2 separate regions of the Homo sapiens genome follow, and region 1 is linked to region 2. Evidence: chromatin loops called from intact Hi-C (ENCODE). Cell type or tissue: heart left ventricle. All regions are shown on one strand. Links, peaks and the distances in the headings refer to the core of each region. The heading gives the core; the rest is flanking DNA. Region 1 has its middle 150 kb from the start of TSEN15. Region 2 holds the start of LOC124904466 (a long non-coding RNA gene).

The links. Peaks named below come from ENCODE experiments on the same cell type or tissue, not always from the same donor. Only the 100,000 strongest peaks of a DNase experiment are listed, where the experiment ranks them.
Region 1: a loop joins it to region 2, with 1.8 times the contacts of the local background. A loop is called at or near these places in 8 of 110 quality-filtered maps.

What each region holds. Positions count from the first base shown.
Region 1 is chr1:184,202,281-184,207,663 of GRCh38, reverse strand. No RefSeq gene overlaps it. Among named protein-coding and RNA genes, the nearest start is that of TSEN15, 150 kb to the right of the region's middle. In heart left ventricle, for the core only: no CTCF peak of the experiment used is centred there; no DNase peak of the experiment used is centred there.
Region 2 is chr1:184,149,517-184,154,899 of GRCh38, reverse strand. LOC124904466 (a long non-coding RNA gene) reads left to right here and starts at 1,184. Exons shown (of 2, transcript XR_007066765.1): 1 at 1,184-1,859; 2 at 2,394-4,546. In heart left ventricle, for the core only: no CTCF peak of the experiment used is centred there; a DNase peak (open chromatin) is centred at 2,228; H3K4me3 peaks cover 1,394 bases; H3K27ac peaks cover 2,132 bases.

The sequences.
Region 1 (5,383 bases), core at 259-5,258, 53 kb before region 2:
TAGTCCCTACACCTGTTACGTTTGTCTTGAGTAAAATCTGCCTTACTGTCTTAACAAATGTCACGAACATTTTTTCCTTTAACAACAGGATCCAGATAAGATATTGGAACTCTTAGGGCTTGAATCACCTAAATCCATACCTCCTCCCTCCAAGGTTTATGACCTTGGGCAAGTTTCTGGTCATTGAACTTCAGTGTTCTTATCTTTAAAACAGGGATAAAAACAATACCTACCTCATTTAAGGATCAAATAAGAGAGCACCTGTAAATGTATTAAGATTATTATTATTAAAGCTTTCTGAATTGATTTCCAGTTCTGTCCTCTCCAATTACCTGTTGCCATTTTAGGCCAGATGCCCCATTCGTAGGACTGTGCATCTTGATGCCACATCACCAATGCTGTTACTGTCTTTAACCACGAGGAATACAAATAGATGAAATTAATATCAACCAAATGTTACTGGGGGTTGCCTTGAGCCTTTGTCCTAGGAAAGTGGGTGATAACCAAACTCACAGTGTCAACACACTCAGCTTTCTTTGGAAGATCTGCCAAAGAATCCATGTCAGCACCAAAAGGAAAATGGCAGCATGCAGATGGCAGTCATTTCCCATTGCCGTTGCTGTGCACAGGCAGAGCTTTGGACCTGCAGAGCTTCTTCACATATCAGCACAGGCCAAATAACCGGGAGAGAGGAGGAGAGGAGCAAAGTCAACGCAGTGGGTTCTGCTTAATGCACCACATCAACTGGGACAGATTTCATAAAACATTAGCAGTTGAAGCTATTAGCCAGCAGTGGGTCTGGGAAATGGCATTCAATATTTTTTCCATTTCTAAGTGAAACAGAGAGCTGAGGAAACAATACTGTGATGAGAAAAGGTTTGCTCCTGACAAAGGGCATGTTTTCTCTCCAGTACTGTTCAGCCACTCACTTGGGAACAGAAAATAGAAGCAGAGCTGAGGATGAGTGTGGAGTGGGGGGAAGAAGCACTTGTCCCTTAGAGCAAGGTGAAAATTACAGTGAGTCTATTGTTTGAATAATTTTCTCTTCTTTATTGTAATTTCGTTTGTCTAATTTAGTGCTTCAGTAAAGTATGAAGTCCCCATATCAGCTTGATAAGTGCTGATATGAAGAATAAAGGGATGGAGAAATATTGGAGAGTTTTCTTTCTCCCCATTCACATCTTCACTGGCTCCTTGGCTGAGGCAGCAGACACTTGTCCTCAAGTGCAGTGAGGGTAGTGAATGGCTGGGAGATAGCTGGTGGCCAATTGCAGAGTGGCAGTTAGAACTCTCAGGAAAGACTAAAATAAGCCCTGGTCTTTGCTAACATATATCATGGGAATGTAATCAAAAAGAATAAGAGGTTGGGAGGAGGAAAGGGGAGGGCAGATGAGCTGATGCTTAGGTTATACATTCACAGCCATATAAAGAAAACCAAAATATGAAAGACAAAGTAAGTACAATTTGAATACACAATGATTTTCTACTTTAAATATAGTGACCATTTCTTCTTCCTGGAAAGTCTTCTGTATTCAGAACTATCTCCACTCACCTGTCACAGTGCTTACAATTCCACTAAGAAGTGGAATTTTTTTAGTTTACAAAAAACTTCCACGTGGAACAATGCTACATATTGTTTTTGATTCACAACAAATATGAGTGATGGGAAACACGGGCACAAATCTCCCAAAGCTATCCAACGTGTCTGTCTCCTCCCCACTGCTTCATTTGTGTTGGCCATCTCCTTCCCAGGCCAGTACAACAGCCTCCTTGCTGGCCTCCCTGCCTCTGACTGTGCCCTCTTTTATCCTCTTCACAGAAATGCCAAAGTGATCTTTACTAAAGGCTAGTCCACATCTCACTCCCATGCTTCAAACTTTAAAGGCATCCTAATGTCCTCAGGAAAAAGGCCAAACAGAATGAAAGGCACTGCAATAGTCCCCGCCTACCTTTCCAGATTCATAACACACCAACATCATCACCCCTATTGGATGAACTTGTTGTAGTTCCTCTCTCTTGCCCCCAAGTCTCTGTTCCTGTAACTCCCTCTGACCAATGGGCCCTTCTTATTCCCCTATCTCACCTGGACAACTCCTATAAAACCTCATGGTCTGGATGTGGGGTTCCATGGGGTTTCATGGGATTCTGCGCAAACCTCCATCACAGCATATTCCATTCTCATGGTTATTGTTATGGCTGTTTAATTGTCCATATCTCCCATTAGACTGTATATTCCTTGAATATTGTGTTCATTTGTCTCTATAACATCTAGACATGGCATAAAGTGGATTCAAAGTAAATAATTTTTGCATGAATAAATTTGATAAGGAAGCTAATCATTTTGATAAGAAAACTAATGATCAAAGGAGTGTTGGGCTTACCCAAGGTCACTCAAGCTATTTATGACTCAGCTCAGGCTGGCATCTGCAGCATTTCTAGTTAAGACATTAGCTTTCTCTTCCTAACCAAGACACAAAACTCTAGTTATGAAGTTTGTCTGTGTAACAAAAGATCCATAATTGGAGTTAATAGAGATGTGATTGGTTGAAAGAAAATATTTGCAACATATATATCAGGCAAAGGACTGAGAGCCATACTATCTAAAGAGCATCTGTAAGTCAATAACAAAGATCACCAAACTTGCATAAAAATAAGGAAAGATAAACATCCAATTTGTAAATAGGGAAGTAAACACTAAAATGATCCCCAACTTCAGCAACAAAGTAATAATAATTTTTCACCCATTAATTTACTAAGAAAGATTGATAAAATCCAGAGCTGGTGAAGATAAGGGAAAATGACCTTTTTTTTTTTTTTTTTTTTTTACACTGGTGATAGAACTGTAAACTGAAAAACCTTCTCATGTGTGTGTGAAAGCCATAGCCATTTTCATTACTCATCATGTTTTTAAAATATGCATTCTCCAATTCCCAGTATGTTAGTTTCTGTGACTGCTATAACAAATGATTACCAATTTAGTGGTTTAAAACAATACAAGTATATTGTCTTATAGTTCTGTAGTTCAGAAGAATGAAATGAGTCTCCTTGAGCTAAAATCAAGGTGTTGGCAGGGTTATGTTCCTTTCTGGAGTCTCTAGGGGAGAACCTGTTTCCTTGTCCTTTCCAGCATCTACAGGCTGCACACATTTTTTGGCTCATGGCCCCTTCTTCCATCTTCAAAGCCAGCAACACCAGGCCTACTCCTTTGCACTCTTCCATCTTCCTGGTTCTGTCTTTTCATTCCCTTTTCTACCTTTAAGGATGTTTATGATTACACTGGGCCCACTTGGATAATTCAGGATAGTTTCCCTATTGTAAGGTCAGCTGAATAGGAGACTCCATCCCATCTGCAATGTTAATTTCCCTTTGCCATGCAACCTACCATACCCACAGGTCCCAGGGATTATGATGTAAACATTTTGGGGGAGGGGCATTACACTACCTATTACACCCAGCAATTCCAGCTGTAGGAATATATTCTACAGAAATAGACACACGTACCCAAAACGTGTGTCCAAATATTTTTTATTGCAGTAGTGTTCCTAATAGAAAAGAAAATAAAAAGAAAGAAAAAAGAAAAGAAATAAAAAAGCTATTCATTAAAAGTGGAATAATTACATAACCTTGTGTGAGGGTTGATTTTATGTATCAACATGAATAGGTCAAAGGGTGTCCAGATATTTCGTCAAATATTATTCTGAGTGTTTCTGTGAGGCTATTACTTGATGAGATTAAAATTACACAGGTAGAATGAGTAAAACCAATTGTTTTCCATAATGTCAGTGGGCCTCATTCAATTAGTTGAAGGTCTGAATAGAGCAAAGCGTCTGACCCTTTCCTGAGTAAGAGAGAATTTTTTTCTGCATGATAGCCTTCAAACTGGGACATAAGCTCTCTTCCTGCCTTCAAACTCAAATGGAAACATTGGCTCTTCCTGGTTCCAAGTCTGCTGTCCTTCACACTGGAACTGCACCCACTGGCTCTCCTACCATTGAGTTTCTAGCTTGCAACTCACTCTGCGGCTCTTGGGACTTGCCAGTCTCCATAACTGCTAAGTCATTTCCTTATAGTAAATCTCTCTCTCTCTCTCTCTCTCTCTCTCTATATATATATATATCCTATCTTTCCTGTGTCTCTGAAGAATCATGAATAATACATCCTATTTTTTTAAAAGATGCAGCCATAAGAAACAAGAAGGCAGAGCTTTCTTGTTTCTTGTAGAATGTAGAAAAATTAATGTGGAAGGATCTTCATGGGATGGAATTATATGAAAAAGGAAAATGTATAGTACGATCAATTTTGTATAAAATTAAAAGGGACATTTATAAATATACACACATCTCTATAAATAAGTGTATAGAAAAGGGACTGAAGGCTGCATATTGAACTTATAACTGATTATCTCAGAGGCTGAGAGGACGGGGCTTGATGTTGAAAGGGCTTTTCAAGTATACTTTAATTGTTTGGATCTCTTACAATAAGAAAGTATATATGTGATATAGTTTGGATCTGTGTCCCCACCCAAATCTCATGTCAAATTGTAATCCCCAATGTTGGAGGTGGGGCCTGGTGGGAGGGATTGAATCATGGGGGCGGAACCTTCTTGAATGATTTGGCATCATCCACTTGGTGCTATTCTTGCAATAGTGAGTTCTCATGAGATCTGGTTGTTTAAAAGTCTGTAGCACCTCCCTCTCTCTTGCTCCTGCTCCTGCCATGTAAGACATTATCTGCTCTGACTTCACCTTTTGCCATGATTGTAAGTTTCCTGAGGCCTCCCCAGAAGCTGAGCAGATGCCAGAATCGTGATTCCTGTACAGTCTGCAGAAACATAAGCCAATCAAACTTTCTTTCTTTATAAATTACCCAATCTCAGGTATTTCTTTATGGCAATGTGAGAATGGACTAATACAGTATTAAGTATTTGTGTAATTTTTAAAAAACTAAAGTAATCAAAAAACTCAAATAAAAAATCTATTCATCTGTGTGCAGGAGAATTTTTCTAATTAACTAAATTTAAAAGAAACTGGTTTCAAATTTAGTTAATTTTCTAATTAACTAAATTTAAAAGAAACATTCAAAGCATGTCAACATATTATTAATTTATAATAAGAAAGTTTCTTTCTATTGACTGGAATGCCCATGTCCACTACCAAGGGAATATTTTTGTAATAAAAAATATGTAAGAAACCAAACTAGTGCACAGAAGGGGCTTGTTAAGTATGAAATCAGAGCACAGGATGTCAGCTGTCCTTGAGGGGTGTTTTATTGCAGCTAAGGTTTTAACTCCAGTGAATTATCCAATTGACCCAAACACTTGGGCCCCTAGAAACAGCCTCTCATTCTGAGAATAGCTGCCTTTCTCTGCCCTGAAGAGTCATTT
Region 2 (5,383 bases), core at 175-5,174:
GTCTGCATATATATGCATGCCTAAAAATTTTGGAAGGATGTACAATAGGATATTAACAGTGGTATGCTCTGGATGGTGGGAATAGTGTATTTTTATTTTCTTATTTTTGTTTATCTATACATGGGCTGCTTTGTAATTATAAGAGGTTTTTAATTTAGTAAGCAGAAAGGTTATCAGTTTAAGTGTGTAAGTTTAATCAAAGCCAAGGGAGTAAATGACGTTGCCCAGGGAAGAGCATGTGAAAAACAAGAAGGTGGCTGAGGAAACAGCTTTTAGCAACATCAAGATTTCAGAGAGAAGACTGGAAGGAGAGCTGGTCAGAGACTGAGGAGGAGCCATGAGGGAACAGAAGAAGCAGGAAAGCCAGAGGAGGAGAGTGTTCCCAGAAACAGGAATGATCAGGTCCCAAACGCTGCAGACAGGTAGGCAGGATGAGGGTTAATTAACACTAGGCCTCTGACCTCACAGTGGGAAATGCATGAAGACTTTTACCCAGGGAGGGGTGAGGAACTACAGGCTGCTCTTGTAAGAAGTTGGTAATGGAGGGAAGGAGAGACACAGGTTGTTGTGGAGGGGGCAGGTGTGCCCATCTTTTCACAAGGAGAGCCGTCGCCATTCAGGTTGTATTCTTTGTGAATGAAAACCCCTGGATCACTACCAGGATATGCTATGAGTGGTACCCCCTGGGAGGAAATGAAAAGGAGGACCCTGGGAAGCACGAGGAGGAACAAGTTATTTGGAAATGGAGAAGAGTTTAGCAATTTGCAGTAAGTCCCAGGGAATGGAGAGATTTGGAAATCTAGGAGGAGAAGGAAGGATCACTTGTGCCACAGGATCCAGGCTTGTGCAGAGGTGGGAATGAGGTGGAGAGCAGAGGAAGCAGGATGGGGTTTGGGGAGGACTGAGACAGGTGTCCTGTGAATCAGAGGGCAAGGGGCCAGCCCCAGAACATGCCAGTCACGCTTCCATGGAAGCTGCCAGACTACAGTGATGATTAGCAATTATAAGTACACTTTGAAAGCAACTTTTCCAAGTGGAATGTGCTGCTATGGGGATTACTGTAGAGCCATACGTGCAGCTCTGAGATCATGTGAACCTCATACGTTACTGGGGAAGGGGATTGCCAACATGATGGGATTTAAGGGACAGCCAATGACCCGTCACCCCCAAACTATCTCCCGGGGGCTTTTCACAATGAGAAGCAATGGGATAACATGAATAGATAATGGAAGGTGTTGAGTCAGTGGATGAGTTTGCAGTCCATCTCTATTGTTATGTACCTTTTTTTGTACTTCAACGAATGCAAATCATGTACTTTTTGAACTTCAGTTTGACTTGCTTCCATGAACATTTACCAAATACCCACTGGGCAAAAATGGCACTGCCCTCAGTTCAGCCCAGGATGTTTCATTTGATCAAGAATCTATTTAGAGAAGGGGCTGGAATATTCTGGAGCTGTGCCTGCAATGAGAAAGATACAACAGTTCTCTGTGTGCCGGGAACAGAGAACTGCCTCCCCGACCCCGCCAAAAAAAAAAAAAAGCCCAATAGAAGAATGAAGGTGCCATGTTGACTGTGACAGTCCTCTTCACGCCGTCACTGAACGAAAGAGCCCCGGTGTCTTCTGTCTTTCTGTCCCATGGAGTTCTGCCTTGGTGCTGCAATCTGTTGCCTGTTGTCAGGGTCAGCAGGTCTCAGATGTGCACACAACCCTCCAAACCGGGGCTTCGAGGAGACCGCAGCTGTCTTCTGGGAGAGGAAGGGGCTGCTCAGGGTCGAGCAGCTCCTAGCGCATTAATTAGAGCCTGTATCCCAACTGCTGCACTTGCTGTGCCTGGCGGCTCTGGGACAAGCTGTTGGTAGGTTTTTTTTCTCTGCTGCCCGTTTCTAGGCACTCATCTTCCCAATTTATCTTTCAAGCAATACCTTGCCGGAGAGGAGTGGTATCCTCCATTCCCCTCACAGCTTTAGGAACTCCGAGGCTTTGTACAAATGTGTACGAAGTGTAGAGATTCCAGCCGACATGAGAGTGGGAAGGAACGCCGCAGTGGGAGAGATTGCAGGGCGGTGCTGGGCTATTAATTAATCAGCTCAGTGGGGATGAGGAAGGAAACGGTAACTCAGAGAGGGGCTCCAGAACTATAGCAAACAGGAAGATTTTAATGAGAAAGTCCCGGAGAGGAAATGACTCAGTGGTTTGGAAAGAGTGGGCTATCCAAACAGAGGGAAGGGAGCCAGTCCAAAGGGGGGCCCCTGAGGAGGGGCAGGACTTTGTTTGGTTCCTAAAACAGAAACCAGCTTCATTCTTCACTCGGGTTTGAGTAGGGGAATCCTTGGGGTGGGAGCAGCTGTTGCTACAAGATTGAGAAACATATCTTGACTTTTTCGGGCAGGGAAACTGAGACCACATGGTGAAGAATCTGTTTGGCGAAAGGGCTGGAAGATTCCGGGGCTGTGCCTGCAATGAGGGATATACAACAGTTCTCCCTATGCCTGGAACAGAGAACCTCCTCTCAAAAAAAAAAAAAAAAAAAAGCCAGACCAAAGAAGAACTAAGGTGAAGAATTTCCTGTGATCATGTTATGCTATGTGCATGCACAGCAGAGATGGAACACATTTTATATTTTCCAATTCAAAAATCAGGGCATGGCATTTAACAAAACATATTCTTTCCAGTTTCTGAATTTGTGTACATGCAATACCTTAAAATGATATGAAATGAAATTATACTTCGTCACAAATTGAAGTAAATGAATTTATTACAATTATAACATTGCATGAAATTGGAAGTGTCTTGGGAAATCTGGAATGAATGAACACTGTGTTTTCAACTGAAGCGTATCTGAGAAGAGCTGAGGAACAAAACTTTACAAATCATGAGTTTATTAGTTTCTTCCTGAATCAGTGGTTGAGGGAGGAGGAAAAAGGAGAGAACAAATTCCCTTCTGAGAGGTGGGGTCAGTGAGAGAGATGCCCTTGCAATGTATTTGAGTGTAAAGGATGAGGAAGCTGGGACCTTGGGGAACTGACCCCCTGATTTTCAACTCTGTGTCTCAGGAGAACCTCAGTTTCCTGATCTGCAAAGTGCACACAGAATTGCTATGAGCTGATATCCACTGGGTACCAGTGTCTGTCCCTGATGGGTCTTGCATGAATCTTTTCTTCCTTGACCCCATTTCAGGTGATGTATGCAAAGATGCTCCCACTTTTGCAAGGTGCCCTGTCACTGAAAACACCTTGCAATTTCGCTGGCATCTGGGGATGGAATAGACATGGGCATTTGGGCCTCCTTCAGAAGGGCAATGAGGCCAAGCCCCGTCAAACAGGACAAGCCAAGCTGCTGCTGGTCAGTGCCCCTGTGCACCAGTAATGGGCTGGGCCTTTTGCTGGCTGGAGAGGAAGCTCTAAACAGTCTGGAAGTAGAGAAATGTTTCTGTTGAACTAGGCTAGAGTGAGAGCTTGATAATTTTGGAAGAGTGAACATCAAGAGCAGTAAAGAGGGAAAAAATGTAAACACAAATGACCCGCGGAGCTCCCGGTACATTTTGTCTGCCCCGAAGAGCAGCCTTGGCAGGAAGACTGTGAGAACCTCAATCATGATCACGAGGACCTTCCCAGCCTTGGCTGATCCAGCAGTGGGCTCCTTTAGGGACTTAGAAGGGCATTTTATAAGCTACTCACCGAGGACCTCCTGCTAGGGGTAGGGCAGAGATTCTTGTCATTTCCACCTAAGCCCAGCTTTCAATGCTGTCAATTCTGGGTACCCTGGCTTCTTCTACAGAGGTCTCTGTCTTTTAAATTTTGTCACTTACACTACTTGCTTCAATGACTTTGAACTTGGCGTGCCGTTCTGTGGCTTTGCTGCTGTCTGAATCACATGCTTTTGCCTGCATTACCAAGCAGGGCTTGGAGCCCAGTCTCAGGAGGAGGTGGCCAATGCTTCCCATTCCAGTTACCAAGGCTAGCTGGGGGCTTGTATCATCACTAGCACACTCTCTTCCTCAAGTTCTCTTTTCTCATTCTAAATTAACCTTCAAAAAAGTTTCCAAGCGGGGTCTTGGGAGGAGTTCAAGTCAATTCAAATTAATGAGTATTTGAGAACCTACTATGTGGCCAGGCATGCTGTGGGATACCAGGGTGAGTCAAACCTTAGTTTGTACTCCCCTAGGCTTTGCATGCCTAGAGAGGAAACAGTGCCAACAGGCTGGGAGTACAGGCAGACTGATGGAATGGAAACAGTTCATTGTTCTCATATTCATTCAAAAAATGTTTATTGAGCACCCACTATGTGCGATGCACCTTTCAGTACCTTGGGGCTATAGCAAAGGGCACAATTATGGGATCTAAGATCAGACAGAATTGAGTCAAAGCCCAGCCTTTGACATGAGCGTGTTCTTGGGCAAGTCCCCTGAACACGCTGATCTCCAGATTTCTCATTTTTAAAATGTAAACCATAACATATTAATATTAATAATACTATTTTGCAGTGTTCTTGTGAAATCAAGATGTAGGTATGATAGGCATGCAATAAATGTGGCTGGTTGTTCTAAAATAGATGAACAACTATGTATAATGGTTGAATATGCAAGTGGAGAGGTAAAGAGAAATAATTTTAATTTTTGACTGAATGCATGGGCATGACAGAAAGAGAAATAAAGCTGCATACTGTCAGCCTTTGCCTGTGCTGTTTCCACATGTGCAGATTCAGCCAATCTTGGAAAATTGGAAAATATTTGAAAACATTTAAATAGCAATACAACAATAGAAAAAGGTACAACTAAAAATAATGCAGTATAACAACTATTTGCATAGCATTTACATTCTATTAGGGATTATAAGTAATCTAGAGATTATTTGAAGTATACAAGAAGATATGTGTAGGTTATATGCAAATACTATGCCATTTTATGTAAGGGACTTGAGCATCTGTGGAATTTGGCATCTGTGGGGGTCCTGGAGCTGATCCACTTCAGATACTGAGGGAGAACTGTATAGACAGGTGGCATTCTAGACCAGGGTATGCCTAAAGCAGTGTTCCTCAAGGTTCCAGGAGTTTTCTAAAAGAATGATGTAATTTTTCATTTTAAAACTAGACTTTGATGATTATCTCATCTACATAGATGCATACACAGTTGACCCTTGAACCACATGGATTTGAACTGTGCAGATTTATTTATATATATATTTTCTTCTGCCTCGACCACCCCTCAGACAGCAAGACCAACCCCTCCTTTCCTTCTCTTCCTCAGCCTACTCAGTTAGAAGATGACAAGGATGAAGACCTTTATGATGATCCACTTCTACTCAATGAATAGTAAATATATTTTCTCTTCTTTATGATTTTCTTATAAACATCTTCTTTTCTCTAGCTTACTTTATTGTA